Regions from separate parts of the Homo sapiens genome. Here all the other regions are linked to region 1. A link is a contact called in ENCODE Hi-C or POLR2A ChIA-PET data. All regions are on one chromosome and are shown on one strand. The core of a region is the stretch at or near the end of the contact, and the rest is flanking DNA. Distances in the headings are between cores, read along the strand shown.

Region 1 (5,076 bases), core at 1,428-3,927:
ATTTTTGTAGAGATAGGGTTTTGCTATGTTGCCCAGGCTCGTCTCGAACTCCTGGGCTCAAACAATCGCCCCACCTTGGCCTCCCAAAGTGCTGGGATTACAGGTATGGGCCATTGTGCCTGGTCCACGACTAGTCTTTTTAAGATACTGACACCACTGGAGAGGAGAATGCCCACTCCAACTACATATTGGCTGTTAAAGCATCAAAGTGGAATGGTGGCTTGAGGGAAAATCATTAAAATGGAAAGGGCTAATTCTACTTCATAAAGTAAAAAAACTATTTAGATTTAGGTTCTTACATATATTTTAAAAAGGTAGGGTATTCTAGTGAAAAGTCATGAGCTATGGAGACAGAGGACTGGAGATTTATTATATTATAGATATAAGCCTGAGCACGTTACTCAAGTTGCCTGAATTTCAATTTGTTTATCAGTAAAAGTCAATCATTTAACACAAATTTATTAAGTAACAAGCAATATTCTAGGTATTGGACATACAGCAGTGAACAAATCCTTGTCAGGATGTTCCAAGCTCTGTGGTAAGAGGTACACAGAAATATACAGGGAAAAAAAAAAAAACAAATTTTATAATACAGTATGTCAAACGGTGATGCACATTATAGGGAAAAATAATGCAGGAAGGTTTCAAAGCATGGTCAGGGAAGGTCGCAATGAAAAAGAACACTTGGACAAAGACATGAAGGAAATGAGGAAGCCTGTAAATATCAGGGTTCCTCAAAAAGGAACAGCATGAGCAAAGAGGCCCTGAGATAGGAACCTGCCTGGCTTTTTGAAGACTAAGAGAGCCAGTACAGCTGATGCAGAGTCACAGAAGGGAAGGAGAGTAGTGGGAAAAATGAGGTCAAGAAAAGGTGGCTAAGGGCAGCTGGGTCAAGGTCCTGTGGGACAACCAGGCTACCGTAATGGCTGTGGCTTTTCCTCTGAATAAGATTAGAAGCCCCTGGAAAGTCTAGAATATCAGAGGTGTTTCACCCATGTATGAGAGTAAACATTTACCTCATAGAATTCTTTTGGGAAGACCAAATGCAATATGGAAGGGTTTTTAAAACTAGAAAATAATGTACAAATGTGAAACATTATTATATCCCTAATTTTGTATGTGTCATTTTTATATCAGACAACTTTGTTAAATTCTTCTTCTGCACTAAACAGTGGTAAATATTTCATAGGTTTTTTTCAATGGAAGAAAAAACAATGGTTTTTCTAGGAGCAACTCTCTCCATTTCTATTCCACTATATCTAAGAACATATGAAACTCAGTTTTTTGCTTTCAAATCAAACCATAAAACAAACATTTCAACATGAAATAAAGATGCACAATGTGAAAAACAATCTCACCCTTATTCAAAGGAGCAATGGCAGTCATGAAATGATATGTTCTTAATGAGTGTTTTCCTTTGAACTGCTAGAATGGAAATAGGAGTCTCTAGTGTTAGATAAGAGACTTTGTTATCTTGTTATCACAAGGACCAGCCAAACCAAATTTCTACCTAGTCAAACGTCTCAATTATTGGCATATATAAAATATATACAGAACAAATTTTCACTATGAAGTAAAAACAAATGAAGTATGTTGAAAATAGTAAAAATTATTGAACTAGGTAAATGACTCTTATGATACTAAACAGCCCATCATCAAGTCACTGTTTAGAGACAATGACTGCAACTGACAGCCCTGTTAACTTGTGAAGAAAAACAGTATCCAACTGAAATAACACTGGAAATGGAAACTTAAGTTATCTCCCCCAAGTTCTAGCCTCTTTTTTGGTCTGCTTCTCTTTTTTGTCTTTTTTATTTTACTTCGTCATTTCATAAAATGTGTGATTACCACTACTGCTATATGAAAATAATTCATATTCCCATCACCAATTTCTACCCTAAACTTCAGTGCCACGTTGCCAGTTGTTGACTGGATACTACCAGCAACAAATAATCCCATTTAATTTTTACTAAGCCCAACAGTTCTAAGTACTCTAACTTTGTGTATAAACTCCTCTCTCCATCTTAAACCACCCTCTGAGGACGGCCTTATTATTACCCCCATCTCACACTGGAAAGTTAAATAAGTAGCTCAAAGTAGCACATTGGGTAAGAAAAGGAACCAGCACTTGGACCCCAGGCATTTTTGCTCCAGAACGGATGCATTTAATCCCTGCTGCACCGCAACAGTGCTCCAGCTCTGTACCTAACTCCAATAGATACAAAACAAAACTCATCGTCTACTCTCTCCTAGTTCTTATTGTCCTACTTCAAGTGGAAAGCAACTTAAATTTCAGTCACCCGGCCTCTCTTCCTCCTCCCACAGGCAGTCAGTCCCTGAGGTAGCCGGGCCTGCCTTCATGCCAAAATTTCCCTGGGCAAAGGCCACAGGGATGGGGCCCGAGGAAAGGCAGCCCGAACGCGGGGGTGTGTCAGAGCGCTTTCCCTAGGTGCCCTCCCGGGGCTGGCATCCTCTCTGCTCCCCGAAACCAACTTTCGCCATCCCACCCCGCCCTGCCGCGGACCTGCCTTGCGCTATTCCAGCAGCTCCGCACCTCCACCCACTCCACTCCACCCTCCCCAAACAGCCCACCCTAGTCTCTATATCCCTGTGCCCTCAACTACCACCTGCACCCTTTACCTGCTCCTCTGCTTCCGCCATGGCGCCACGGGAGAGTCACCTGACAGACCCGGAAATAAGAGGAAACCACACACTTGGCCCAGGGCCTTCTGGGAAATGTAGTTTTAGCTTCATCTGAGCCTGGAAATCTCTTCTAGGGGACGGACCTGCTAGGGTTCATTTCTGCTGCCAATTCTCCAAACTCAATGGAATTCTGCTTTGAAGGATGTGAACATAACCATTGCTAATACTATAGCTTATTTTATTGTTGTTCTTGTTTCTCTAGTTATTCTAGTGTTTATTAAGCACTTACTATGTCATGCCCTGGGTTTATAGCTTTGCATAAATTATCTCATTTAATCCTCACAGCAATTCCTACTATCATCCCCATTTATAGGGGAGAATACCGTAGCTCAGAGGTCATGCAGCTAGTAAGAGGCAGAACTAGTAATAGAATTCAGCCCTGCCTGATGCCAAAGTCTCTGTGATTGCCAAATGCTGCTTACTCTAAAAGTGTTCTTGTCCTTTTTTCTCTCTCTTTTTTAAGTATATTCAGTGAATATAAAGCAGTCTTTGCAGTGGAGAGTCAGAGAAAATTTATACGCCAACAAATAATATCATTATTTTTGCTTGCTACTTTGTCTTCTCCTGTCATATGAACATTGATTTAAAAAAAATCTCTGTTGTTTAATAAATTAATTGTTAAACTTTTGTTGAGGATATTCAATAGGTAAATGTTCAAGTGAAGACACAATATGAAGTTGTCCTTGGTCAAAATCTGCACAACCACTGTATTACTTCCAGCCTTCAGAATGACTGATTCCTTCTCCATGTTTCTGAACATTATGAATTCTGTTTCTTAACCCTCAGGAATCTGCAGCACCTTGTCCAAAGACAGACATTTTACAATTTCCATTCACTGGAGTAGCTGGTGACCAGCAGAGGGCATTGCAAATGGCAGCATGTGGTGATTGCCTCAGTACCTTTTTTGACTCCCTGTGCCTCATTGACTCTGACCCAGTAGGAAGTCATGGACTCAGTACTCTGTCTGTAGCTTGCTCAACCCATGATTCCTCAATGGCCCAGAAGCCAAGGTGACATCATCTCTGAGACACCTGTCTTCTCCCCAGGGCCTAAACAGCCTTACCTCCATCTTCTTCCTCCAAGCCTTGCTGGGGTTCCTCTTCCAGTGGGCTAATCACTCAGCCGACAGGATAGACCACCCTGAGGCATTTAAATGTCTATAAGCAGCCAGGTGCAGTGGCTTTCACCTGTAATCCCAGCACTTTGGGAGGCCAAGGCAGTCAGATTTCATGAGCTCAAGAGTTTGAGACCATCCTGGACAACATGGCAAAACCCTGTCTCTACAAAAAATACCAAAAATTAGCCGGGCATAATGGTGTGCGCCTGTAGTTCCAGCTACTCAGGAGGCTGAGGTGGGGGTTAAGGCTGCAGTGAGCATTGATGGTGCCACTGCACTCCAGCCTGGGCAACAGAGTGAGACCCTATCTGAAAAAAAAGAAAAAAGAAAAAAGAAATCCATAAGCAAGCACCCAATGCCCTAAGTATAAACCTAGGGCAAGTATAAACCTAACCCAAGAGTTTCTAAAATCTCTTGCAAAGCAGCCCAGGGCCAAACATTGCTCATGATGAACTCCAGATCCCAGAAAAACTTTAATACAGACCAAAGAGACTGTGGAAGCCCTCAGTCGAGTATCCACGGGAAAGAGAAATAAAATGAGCTCTTCCACTTTTCTGACTTTCCTCACAAACTCCAATTTTCTCTTTTCTGTTATGAGTGACAGCCACCCATAAACCTCTAGGACTACAGCCTCTCCAACTGGGCAATCTCCTCTTCTATGCTGAATGGATGAGATTGGGATGAAGAAGGAAAATAAGGGATTATTACCACTGTCTTAACCACAAGGTCATTTTTGTTTTATGGTTCCATTTTATTTTGGTGAGAAGTCAAGCAGCCCAAGCAAGCAAAGCTGAAGGCCATCCACTCTGGGCCTTCCTGGCCTTTCTACTTTTCTGGAATGAGAATGTTTATTCTCTTTCTCAAGAAGGGTGTTATGGGTCTTATTAAAGATATAGCCAGACTTTATAGGTTTTCCTCTGCTCATTTAACCGTAGAAACTCTCAATTCCCCAAGTTTGTTCCGCATTCAGTATACTCTCTTGATTACAATAAAGTATTATGAGCCTCTTTCCTTTTGGAGAGACTGGAAAAGTGAAGAGACACAGGTATGGAAAGGTGAATTAGAGGAAGAAACCTACTATGAACTAGCAGGTTCGTGCTGGGACAGTGGACAGGATGAAATTCACATGTGACCTCCAAATCCCATTTGCTCATGTGAAGTGAGAGTTTGAGGCTCTCTTATCTAGGTGGTCTTGTATTCTCCAACTACTCTAAGTGTAGTCCAAAGACTACCTGGGAGCTTGTTAAAAATGAAGA
Region 2 (5,076 bases), core at 883-3,382, 820 kb after region 1:
GTGGACAATAGGGAGCTGTTAAGGTTCTTGAGTGGGACATGACATGAGGAAAGATCTGTCTCACCCATTGAAGACTACCTTGCCCATGACGCTATTACCACACTCAGCACAGGGTGTAAGACTCAGCAGACCCAGATCATGAAGGACTTGAATGGCAGGCTTAAGAGTCATTGGAGGGTGGGAATGCCTGCTATGAGATGTCCCTCATGTACTATCCGAGAGGACCCTGGGTCAAGGTCATGCCAAGAGGCAAGGCCAGCAGCAGACCTTTCTCTCTTCCTTCAGTCCATGTGTTATATCGATGAGCCAAAGGTGGCCTCTGTGTGTGGGTCCCTAGGTTGTTAATTTCTTCACCATGGGCTGAGACCTGTTAGCTCAAAAGCCTGCCAGTGCCACATTCAAATTTCTACACATCCAGTTATTTTTTAAAATGGTCCAAAGAAGCATATTTTTAGCCACTTAGAGGCTGCCTGCTTTGCATACCCTGCAAAACCTCACACACATTTGCTAGCAATAGATACGACATAGCTTTGTAGTTATAAGACCCCAAGCTGCTGCTTCCCTTTGGAGACTCCCTGCCATGCTGCTGAGGGACATCACCTAGACAGGGAAGCCCCCTCTCTGGTCACCCTCTCCCCCAGGAGATGCCTTAAACTCTCCCATTCTGGAAGATGGCTCCCCCATCTTAAAGCTGTGGATGGTCTCACGCTATGAGGAACTTCCCCTCTTATGCATCCCTATCCAAGCACTGCCCAGTAAAGCTTCTGTGTGCCTGCCTCTAGTGTTTCTATCTTTTTTCTTGATCAGCCTCCAAACGCCTGAAACCCTGAGACCTTGTAAGTCTCAAGCCCATGTACTCCTTCCTGGGGACGAGAGATTAGGATACACCACTTCCAGCCCAGCCCCGTTCTTTCTGGAGGAATCCTTGAAGCAGAAACTGAAGGTGAAGAGAACATACAGAGAGGATGGGACAGGATGGACACCAAGCTGGGGCCTCAGGAGGCGGCCCAAAGACCTCAGCCCCGAGCACTGCAAAGGAGCAGGTTTCCAGATATGGTCAGGGCACCATCAAGAATGGATACCCTTTCTAGGGCCATGTCTGGTTATAATCTGTTCACTTTGTTCAGTACAAACGATCACTTCCAGAGCAGAGGCTGGGGTGGAGAGTTTGGAATTTAAGTTTTAACACGTCCTAGAGCCAGTCTCCTTGAGGGCAGGAACCTTATTCTCTTATTCATTACTGCATCCCCAGGCCTTGGAAAAGGACCTGGCTCATAGTTGGTTCTTATTAATTCTGAGAAGGGAAGGAGGAATGACTTCCTTCCGGGGACCCTCCTCAAGCTGGACTGAGCCAGGTCCTATGACCACCTGCGGAAGAGCACCGCAGGGTTTGGGGCCATCTGCAGCAAGACAAGGTGTCATTCAGGCTCCCTGCAGCTCAGCTCTAGCCAATTCTCCTCCTTCCCGCCATGCACACTGCAACTAGTGGAGCAGTTTTCCAGGGTGGCACTTCCCTTTCCCACCCTCCCCCGTTAGGAAAAGCCCTTCTTCTCCTGAGCTCCCATCGCTGCCTGAACCCCACTCGGCCTGGCCCTGCAGAAGCGAAAGCCAGGGACCGGATTTCTCCTGAAGTCTTCTCTGCCAACGACAGTTCCTCTTCCACTCTCCCCCACCCAAGGGCCGCTCCTCTTACAGTAGACAGCGGTGCCTGCATCGAAATGGAATTCAGGAGGAGCACGTGAGGGGGAGGGGAGAGGTGCATTTTGGAGGAACTTGATAGGAGGTGCCTTGGGACACCCTGGAGGCGACGAAGCTGCGTCTCTCAGACTGCCACTCTTACTCCTCGCCCTGTAGCAGAACCCCAACCCCCGGCCTGAGACTCCAGGGATCGGCTGAGCTCGCGGGCTAACGCTGTGAAGCCTGCCCAGCTACCGTGACGTCACGAGACCCCCGCTATCTCGTTGGTGGCTATTTCCTCTCCCGCTGTGGTCCCTGGAGACGCCGGAGGAGATTTCCGTGACAACGGCAAGCTGGCTGCAACGAAGCCGCCCACGTAGGCCTCCCCGGCCTGCTGGAGGAGAGGGGATCCCCCGGGGCAGAGGCGGCTACACCCGGAGAACCCGGAAACCGGAAGCGCAGATCCTGCCGGCTCTGGACTAGCCGCTCAGCACCAGGGCGGAAGGAAGACGAGGCGAGGCAAGCGCCAAGCTTCCATCCGGACTTCAAGGCCAGTGGCTGGGTCTGGTTTTCTCAACACGGCCTCCTAGTCTCCTTCCCGCTTGGGCATCTGTTTTTCTTATATAGACCCTGAAGCCGCCCGTGATGTTCTGTAAGCAGGTTCCGCTTCAGAATCAGAGGTACTTAAGAGGGAACCTGGATGCTAGACCTGCCCTTGCTGCTGGCCTCAGTTTCTTTACCTGTAAAACAGGGATTTTGGAACTGTTAAATTAAATCAAACTTAAAAGAATTACAACTTAAAGCTGCTGGAACTTTACATGATCCCGAGCCTTGAGAGGAATGTGGCTATGCAGCCTGAGTCATGTGGCATGCAGATGCAACCTCTGCCTTTTTCCGCTGTAAATAATTAAGAAGACCAAGTAGCATCCAAGGTAAGACCCCTTTAGATCATTGTCCCTCCTCACAGTCATAATCTTCCTTGGAATGTAGCAATCTGAAACCAACCACATCGTTGTAGGTATGCAACTTGCATGCACATTTGTAATCCTGCTGGAATGTCCCTGCCTCCGTCTATATAATTGAAACCTTAACTTCACCTTGGAAACGCTGACATCATTTGTTTGGAGTCAGCGCTTTCCTGGATGGCCATCCTCAATCTTTGTGTTTAAATAAACTCTATGCTTATTTACATTTTCTGAACTTCATTGTTTAAGGTTGACAGAATGCAGGGGGCAGGGGGACAGTGCAGTGGAGGGACATTAGAACCCCTAGAGTCCTGTGACTCCCAGTCAGAGGGGTCGCTCAGCTGCCAGGTGTCTTTCAAGGGTTCAAGATGAAGTGACGTGCCCCAGGTCCCACAGTGAGGAAGTGGCTGAGTCAGAACATAGGTAATTTCCAGAGCTTCTAATTAGCAATTCACAAGGAGATCCTTCAGAGCCTCTGCTTCCCCATTTGTAGAATGAGGATTGTAAACCCTTCTTCAGTGGGATGCCCCTAGAATTATGTGAAACCACTACAAAAAGTGCCAAACACATGGCTTTTAATAAATGGCCATTATGTCTTTAATTTTTAATAAAGAAAATGGGTTCTTATTAAATTTGTATTCTGTGTTGGGTCATAATGCTTATTCTTCTGTTAACTCGTTCCTCTTTAAGCTAGTCTGGCTTCCTGGTCTTCCTCTCTCCACCTCACCTCCCACTTCTGGAATTCCTAGGGCTTCAGCTTGCTTCTCTCTTACCCTGGTCACTTCACTCTCCCCTCCAGTAGATCTTGAGAGGTCTGTACCTTAATTTGCTAGTCTCCTTCCCGTTCCAGGCATCAGTTTTTTTATATATAGATTTACCCTAGGCCAGGCACAGTGGCACACACCTGTAATCCCAGCACTTTGAAAGGCCAAGGTGGGCGGATCACGAGGTCAGAAGTTCGAGACCAGCCTGGCCAACATGGTGAAACCCTGTCTCTACTAAAAGTACAAAAATTAGCCAGGCATAGTGTGTGTGCCTGTAATCCCAGCTACTCGAGAGGCTGAGGCAGGAGAATCTCTTGAACCCAGGAGGTGGAGATTGTAGTGAGCTGAGATCGTGCCACTGCACTCCAGCCTAGATGACAGAGCAAGACTCGGTCTTGAAAAAAAACAAAAACAAAAATTAGCCGGGCATAGTGCACGCCTGTAATCCCAGTTACTCTGGAGGCTGAGGCAGGGGAATTGCTTGAAACCTGGGAGGCGGGGGTTGCAGTGAGCTGAGATCATGGCACTGCACTCCAGCCTGGGTGACAGTGTAAGACTCCGTCTCAAAAAAAAAAAAAAACAAAAACAACAACAACAACAACAACAACAATCAAAAATAAATAAATAATAAAATAGGAAAAAAGTTAGATTTACTGTAATCTGCTGTAAAATGGGACCCTGTCTCTTACATTCCCTCTGTCCTCACTATTCCCAAAGACAAGGTTACAGAACTTTGCCATAATTAAGGGTTTTGCAGTTTTTATTATGGAAACACAATTGGATGCAAGGAGAATAACAAACTAGAGGTAATTATGGAGCTTAAGGAAATAACACCAAGTCATCTGCCAGATGCTTAGATGTTGGCATCCCTGTGGGTACTGGCCTAAGCTGGCTTCTCACCTCAAGTACCCTCTCTGCAGATAGTTCCTACCTCTTTACTGGCAGCTCAGATCTCTCCTGACCTATGGACTCATGTCCTTCTTCCATTCAAGAGTATTGATCTCTCCACTTCTCTAAGTAGCTCTCAAGAGGAATAAACCAGTGAGAGACAAGCCCCCCATTTCTGACCTAACTTAACAACCTGGAGGTGGGTGAACCAGGCAGGAGCCAGCCAGATTGCAGGGATGCCGACAGTCTCAGTGATGACAGCCCTTTTTAGCTATGGATAACCCAGCATCACTGATCTCAGCTGGTGGCAGGAAGCTATCCCTAGGGTGCATGGAGGTCTGGCAGTTCTTATCTCAGAACCAATAATCCTAGACCAGGGAGACTGGCCTTTAGCCAGGCCTCAAAAACCACTGAAAGAGCTGAGTGATGACAAAGTGAAGTAGCAAGGCTCGTGCTGCTAGGGCTGATGGTTAACGACCTCAGTTTCCTCATCTGTAAACTAGTGAGAAAAATACTATCTGCCTCATGGGTAGTTATGGGGAATGAATGAGTGAATGCATATGAAGCGTTACTAAGTGGTATGTAAATCTTAGCTATTATTATCGTTTGGAGAGGTGAGAAAATGGGGTAGCTTTTTTAGTGGATAAAATAGAAAGATTTTCCACACATATCTCTTCTTTTGCCAATGTGGTCTCTTTATATGAACATATTCGTAAGTTAACCTTTGTTTTTAGTTTCTGTCTTACTGAAAGAATTGCAATATTTACACACTGTCACAGTAT
Region 3 (5,076 bases), core at 1,664-4,163, 660 kb after region 1:
TATCTCATTTACATTTCTAGATGATTATTACTAGAAGAGGCTATTGGTGTGTTTATTTTTCTTATATTCACAGACTTTATCAAATTTCTTTATTCTGTTATTTTTTAAGCAAAGTCTTTTGGGTTTTCTAGGTATATAATCATATAATGACCAAAAGGAATATCTTAGGCTGGGCATGGTGGTTCATGCCTATAATCACAGCACTTTGAAAGGCTGAGGCAGAAGGATCACTTAAGGCCAGGAGTTCAAAACCAGCCTGGGCAACAAAGCGAGACCCCCGTCTCTACTAAAAATAATTTAAAAATTAGCTGGGCATTGTGGTGCGTGCCTGTAGTCCCAACTACCTGGGAAACTGAGGCAGGAGGATTGCTTGAACCCAGGTGTTTGAGGTTGCAGTGAGCTATGATTGCACCACTGCATTCCAGCTTTGGTGGCAGAACAAGATCCCGTCTCATTTTTTAAAAAGGAATATCTTCATCTTTTATTATCCAACATTTATACATGTTATTTTGTTTACTTCTCTTATTGCAAGTGCTAGTGTGCTAGTCTCTAAAAGAATATTAAGTAATAATAGTGACTACCAGATGCCCTCTCCTTTCTATATGTTAAAGGAAATATCTGAACATCTAAGTGTTTAAAATACTACTCGTTGGAATTTTTGTAAAGTCTTTACCAATTTGTAGTTTCTATTTCTACTTTATTTTGTTAGAAATGATTTTTAAATTTTTTCAAATAACTTTTTAGCATTTATTAATATAACATGTTTTTTCCCTTTTATATTGTTGATGCAGGCTAGGCACAGTGGCTCATGCCTGTAATCCCAGCACTTTGGGAGGCTGACACAGGAGGATAGCTTGAGCTCAGAAGTTGGAGACCAGCCTAGGCAACATAGTGAGACTCCTGTCTCTACAAAAAAATCAAAAAATTAGCCAGGTGCAGTGGTACATGCCTGTAGTCCTAGCTACTCAAGAGGTTGAGGCAGGAGGATAGCTCAAGCCCAGGAGATCAAGGATGCAGTGAGTTGTGATCTCACCACTGCACTCCAGCCTGGGTGACAGAGCAAGACGCTGTTTTAAAAAAAAAAAAAATAGTCAATGCAATGAAATATTATTGATGTCCTAATATTGCAAAAGTTTGCTTTCCTGGTACAAAACCTCTTAAATTATTCTTTTGATAAAGTACTACCAGGTTGGTGCAAAAGTAAACCCCAATTAATTTTGCACCAACCTACTAGATTCTCTTTTGGATATATATTCACAAGCTAACTTGAACTTTGGGGTTTTTCTGGTACTATCTTTATGAAGTTACAGTAAGGCTGGCTTCATGAAATGATTTAAGGAGTTTCTTCTTTTTCTCTCCCCTAAAATGGTAAAAATAGTTTAAGACTCCATCATTCCTTAAAGATTGCAAAGGACTTAATGTGAAACTCCCAAGTCTCCATGACATTTTTAATAGTAGATATTTAATGTCCAATTTTTCTATGGTAATTAGTCTCTTCATGACCCTACTTCTTGGGTCAATTTTCTTAGAAAGTCATTCATATCTCTCAGGTTTTCGAATGTGTTGCTTTTGAGTTTTAGTTGGTAATTAATATTTTAATCTCCTTCTGCATCAGTGGTTATCTCATTTCTCATTCTTGTATAATTTTGTTCTCTTTAAAAATCTGGGTCATGACAGGATTATCTATCTTATTGGTGTTTTCAAATAATACAAAAAAGAATTGGACTTACTTATTCAAGTTTTGAGGTTTTCTATTTTATTGTTATCTTTATTGCTTACTACCATTTTGTTCCTAATAAAGATATATACATATATCTTAATATATTTACATTAATAAAATATACATATTTGTAGTTTATATATTTTTTATTTGTGGGATGCCAAATTCTCTCTGGAGATTTAAAATTGTAACATGAACCAACCACCCACTCCCACACACTTATGGTTCTTACTGTGCTTATTTAAAAATTTTTTTCATAGCATTTATTTATGATCTTCTAACAAACCTTATGCTACTTATATATTGCTTATTGTTTATCCTGTCAATTTTACATGACTATAAAGTCGACAAGGGTTGGGAACTTCCGTCTGTTCATTGATGTATCCCAAAGCCTGGAATGGTACCTGACACAAGGTAGGTGTTCAATAAATTGTTAGATAAATAAATCATAATCACATGACTCATTTTACCCAGGCAAAGGGCAAAACAGGAATACTACAGGTATTCATTCATTCACCAAAATAGAGTTCAGCATTTACTATGTGTCAGAACTGTCCTGGTGTTGACACAAGTCCCCACCCTTACCAAACCAACTGTTTACTTTAGGGCATATGAACAGGAATGGGAGGCAGAAGGATATCGTGAATCAATGAAAAAATATATTGGCTTTACAAATGTACTCTATATTTCTTACTAATCTCAAATTGGCTACAGTACCTCGCTTTTCGATCCTATTTTCCTTTACTCCACAATCCTAACAGTTTAAAATGTCGGCTTGTCAAATCCTTTAAATGCAGAGGAGATTCCAAAAGAGACAAAGTATTTGGGTGGTAATCGCCCATCGACTTTACTACCTTTAATAGTTTACCAAAGCGCGCGAATGTAAAACCCAGACCATGGTAAGACTACGGTGGAAATGGAAGGTGTCTCACTGAGGGTCCCGGTTGCCTTCTGCAAAGGTGAAGGTCGTGCCGGCCACGCGAGGAAATCTGCCTCGCTCACAACTCACAGGCACACATCAACACTGCCAACCGAGGGAGCCCAAAATCACCGCAAGCGAAAGGCTCCGGCGGCGGCCACGGGCCACAGCCCGCCTCCGCGCACACGCAGCCCCTCCCGAGCCTCCACTCGCCGTCTTCGCCCCGCCTTCGGACCGGAAGGAGTTGTTGGCGCTTCCGGTGGCCTGCGACCCCGTAATTGCCTCGGTGATGTCGTGGGTTCAAGCAGCCTCCTTGATCCAGGGCCCTGGAGACAAAGGGGACGTGTTTGACGAAGAAGCAGACGAGTCGCTCCTGGCGCAGCGGGAATGGCAGAGTAACATGCAAAGACGAGTCAAAGTAAACGTGGTGTGGACGGCGCGGGGTGCTGGGTTGTGGGAAGAGGCGCGGAGTTGTGAAGAAGCTGGGTCCAGAGTGGCCCCAGCCTGGCCCGGCGCTGCTCTCTTTATCCCTAGGGACCCGGTCCGACCCGCGTCTTGCTAGGATTTCTCGATGGTTACTTGAAAGCGTGTAAAACAACAAGACGCATTCTTTGAGCGCCTACGGGATGCGTTAGAAACTGAGGACCGACCAAAATTAACTATGTGTAGACTTTGAACAGTTTGCAGTTTGTTGAGGATCACAGGGAAAGGAGCTGGAGAGAAACATACACTATACTTATTATGGCTGTCAAAGGACGTGTACGCAGTTTATATGGGTGGCTTGAATGGGTAGGGAGCCTAAAGTTAAGGAGTAGTGTTAATCAAGACATATTGAAAAGATGAACTAAAGCATGCTGTCAGAGGACAATAAGGGAAAGCTAATGTGGAATACTGGTGTCTAGGTAAGGGAATATTAAAGTTGGTTTCTTTTTTATTTGTTAGATGTAACTTTTTCATCTCTAATTTGTCTCACTATTCATTGAAACTAAGCTTAATTTCTGTGTGCAGCCTACAGTATTTCTGGGTGAGGACCAAATAGTGAGGTCCACATCCACTTAATATATTTGCCAACCATTAAATTGCCGCTAAAGCTGCAGTTGGGAATCTGCCCTGTTTAATATTTCAGTAGAGTGGTATTTGCTTAGCCCAAAAACCATGTTGTCAATTACAAAAATGCTTTATGTGAGACTGGGGCCACACTAATAAGTATTGAGCATCTTTTAAATGCTGTGGCACCGTGAGAGATGCAGAACGAAATCACTACCCACAGAGCTTTTGCAGGTTAGTTGAATTTAGGTATTATGCAAAATTTCTGAAACCAGACTTCTCATCATCCTTTTTTTTTTAAACAATTTCCTCTCTCTGCTTTGCCCTGTCTCCTCACCCACCCACACCATTCCAATCAGTTGGCAAGAGCCCAGATGTGTAATTTTCCATATATCCTTTTTGTGAAGACATTGCTAATGCTGGGTTTTGTTTTTTGTTTTTTGGTTTTTTTAATCTTTTGAAGTGATTAGAAAAGTTTATTTTGTGCTTAGGATATTTTTCTAAGGCATCACAGGTTACACATCCAAACTCTTCAATGGTATAATATTTTATATTCTAAAGGAGAGACCTTTAAAGAAAACTTGTACATTATGCTACTATAAGTCTAGTGGATTCTCCTATCCGCAGAGCCTAGAAAGAAGGGGACATTACAGAAATTGTCTACTACATAATGGTCAGTTGATTCATTGTATTTATGGTTTTCCCCCTTCTTGTAAGGTGAAAACTATGTATGCCCTTTAAGGAGTATGCTCTTTAAGGAGTAAAAATACACTAAGTGTACCATCCTGTTGATTTCTACCTGTAAGATACCACACAATATTAGCAGTTAGGAAAGAACAGGAAAATATGAAGTTTGTATCTTAAAATATAAAAATGTGTGGCGAAACCCCATCTCTACTAAAAATACAAAAATTAGCCGGGTATAGTGGCGTGCACCTATAGTCCCAGCTACTTGGGAGGCTGAGGCAGAAGAATCACTTGAATCCGGGAGGCAGAGGTTGCAGTGAGCTGAGGTCATGCCACTGCACTCCAGCCTGGGTGACAGAGCGCGACTCCATCTCAAAAAATAATGATAATAATAAATATATATATATATAGTTAATGATTTTGAAACATCAAGCATTACAGACTGTAAAATTAATTAAGAACTTTCTGTATATGATGCCAAAGATACATTTAAAACATATACAAGAAGATGCTTTTTCCTGAGTAGAATGCAAACTTTGTTTTATATTAACCTTCTGTGAATTTTCAAAATGTAAAATACCAGGACTTTTCCACATCAGACAAAAATCAGGAATGTTCACCTTCACATCCAAAAAGAAAAATTTTAAAAGACAATTTCAAGTAGTTCAGCAAGAATGATTTAAAATCTGAAATGAATGGCCAA

The links. A loop is a pair of places that touch in the nucleus more often than their neighbours do. ChIA-PET counts read pairs that join two places held with the same protein, here RNA polymerase II (POLR2A). Pooled maps may share reads with other maps.
Region 2: a map of CD8-positive, alpha-beta T cell shows a loop between it and region 1 (8-fold over the local background). The contact joins the promoter of LINC00265 here to the promoter of VPS41 in region 1. A Hi-C loop is called at or near these places in 2 of 168 maps with a recorded cell type or tissue (CD4-positive, alpha-beta T cell and CD8-positive, alpha-beta T cell), 2 of 37 single-sample maps with no recorded cell type and 13 of 50 pooled maps. POLR2A ChIA-PET finds 5 or more read pairs at or near these places in 1 of 52 experiments (activated B cell).
Region 3: a map of CD8-positive, alpha-beta T cell shows a loop between it and region 1 (4-fold over the local background). The contact joins the promoter of YAE1 here to the promoter of VPS41 in region 1. A Hi-C loop is called at or near these places in 4 of 168 maps with a recorded cell type or tissue (CD4-positive, alpha-beta T cell, CD8-positive, alpha-beta T cell and naive thymus-derived CD4-positive, alpha-beta T cell), 1 of 37 single-sample maps with no recorded cell type and 12 of 50 pooled maps. POLR2A ChIA-PET finds 5 or more read pairs at or near these places in 1 of 52 experiments (T-cell).

What each region holds. Positions count from the first base shown.
Region 1 is chr7:38,906,514-38,911,589 of GRCh38, forward strand. VPS41 (VPS41 subunit of HOPS complex) reads right to left here and starts at 2,678. Exons shown (of 29, transcript NM_014396.4): 1 at 2,641-2,678. The coding sequence starts at 2,661. RefSeq lists an enhancer at 2,686-2,785.
Region 2 is chr7:39,731,436-39,736,511 of GRCh38, forward strand. It overlaps LINC00265 (long intergenic non-protein coding RNA 265), which reads left to right and starts at 2,133. Exons shown (of 12, transcript NR_026999.1): 1 at 2,133-2,609. RefSeq lists enhancers at 1,536-1,635, 1,726-1,795, 1,953-3,152, 2,086-2,165, 3,357-4,128.
Region 3 is chr7:39,563,491-39,568,566 of GRCh38, forward strand. It overlaps YAE1 (YAE1 maturation factor of ABCE1), which reads left to right and starts at 2,914. Exons shown (of 3, transcript NM_020192.5): 1 at 2,914-3,057. The coding sequence starts at 2,929. YAE1-DT (YAE1 divergent transcript) reads right to left here and starts at 2,859. Exons shown (of 3, transcript NR_187579.1): 1 at 2,653-2,859. It also overlaps the pseudogene TMX1P1. RefSeq lists an enhancer at 2,751-3,200.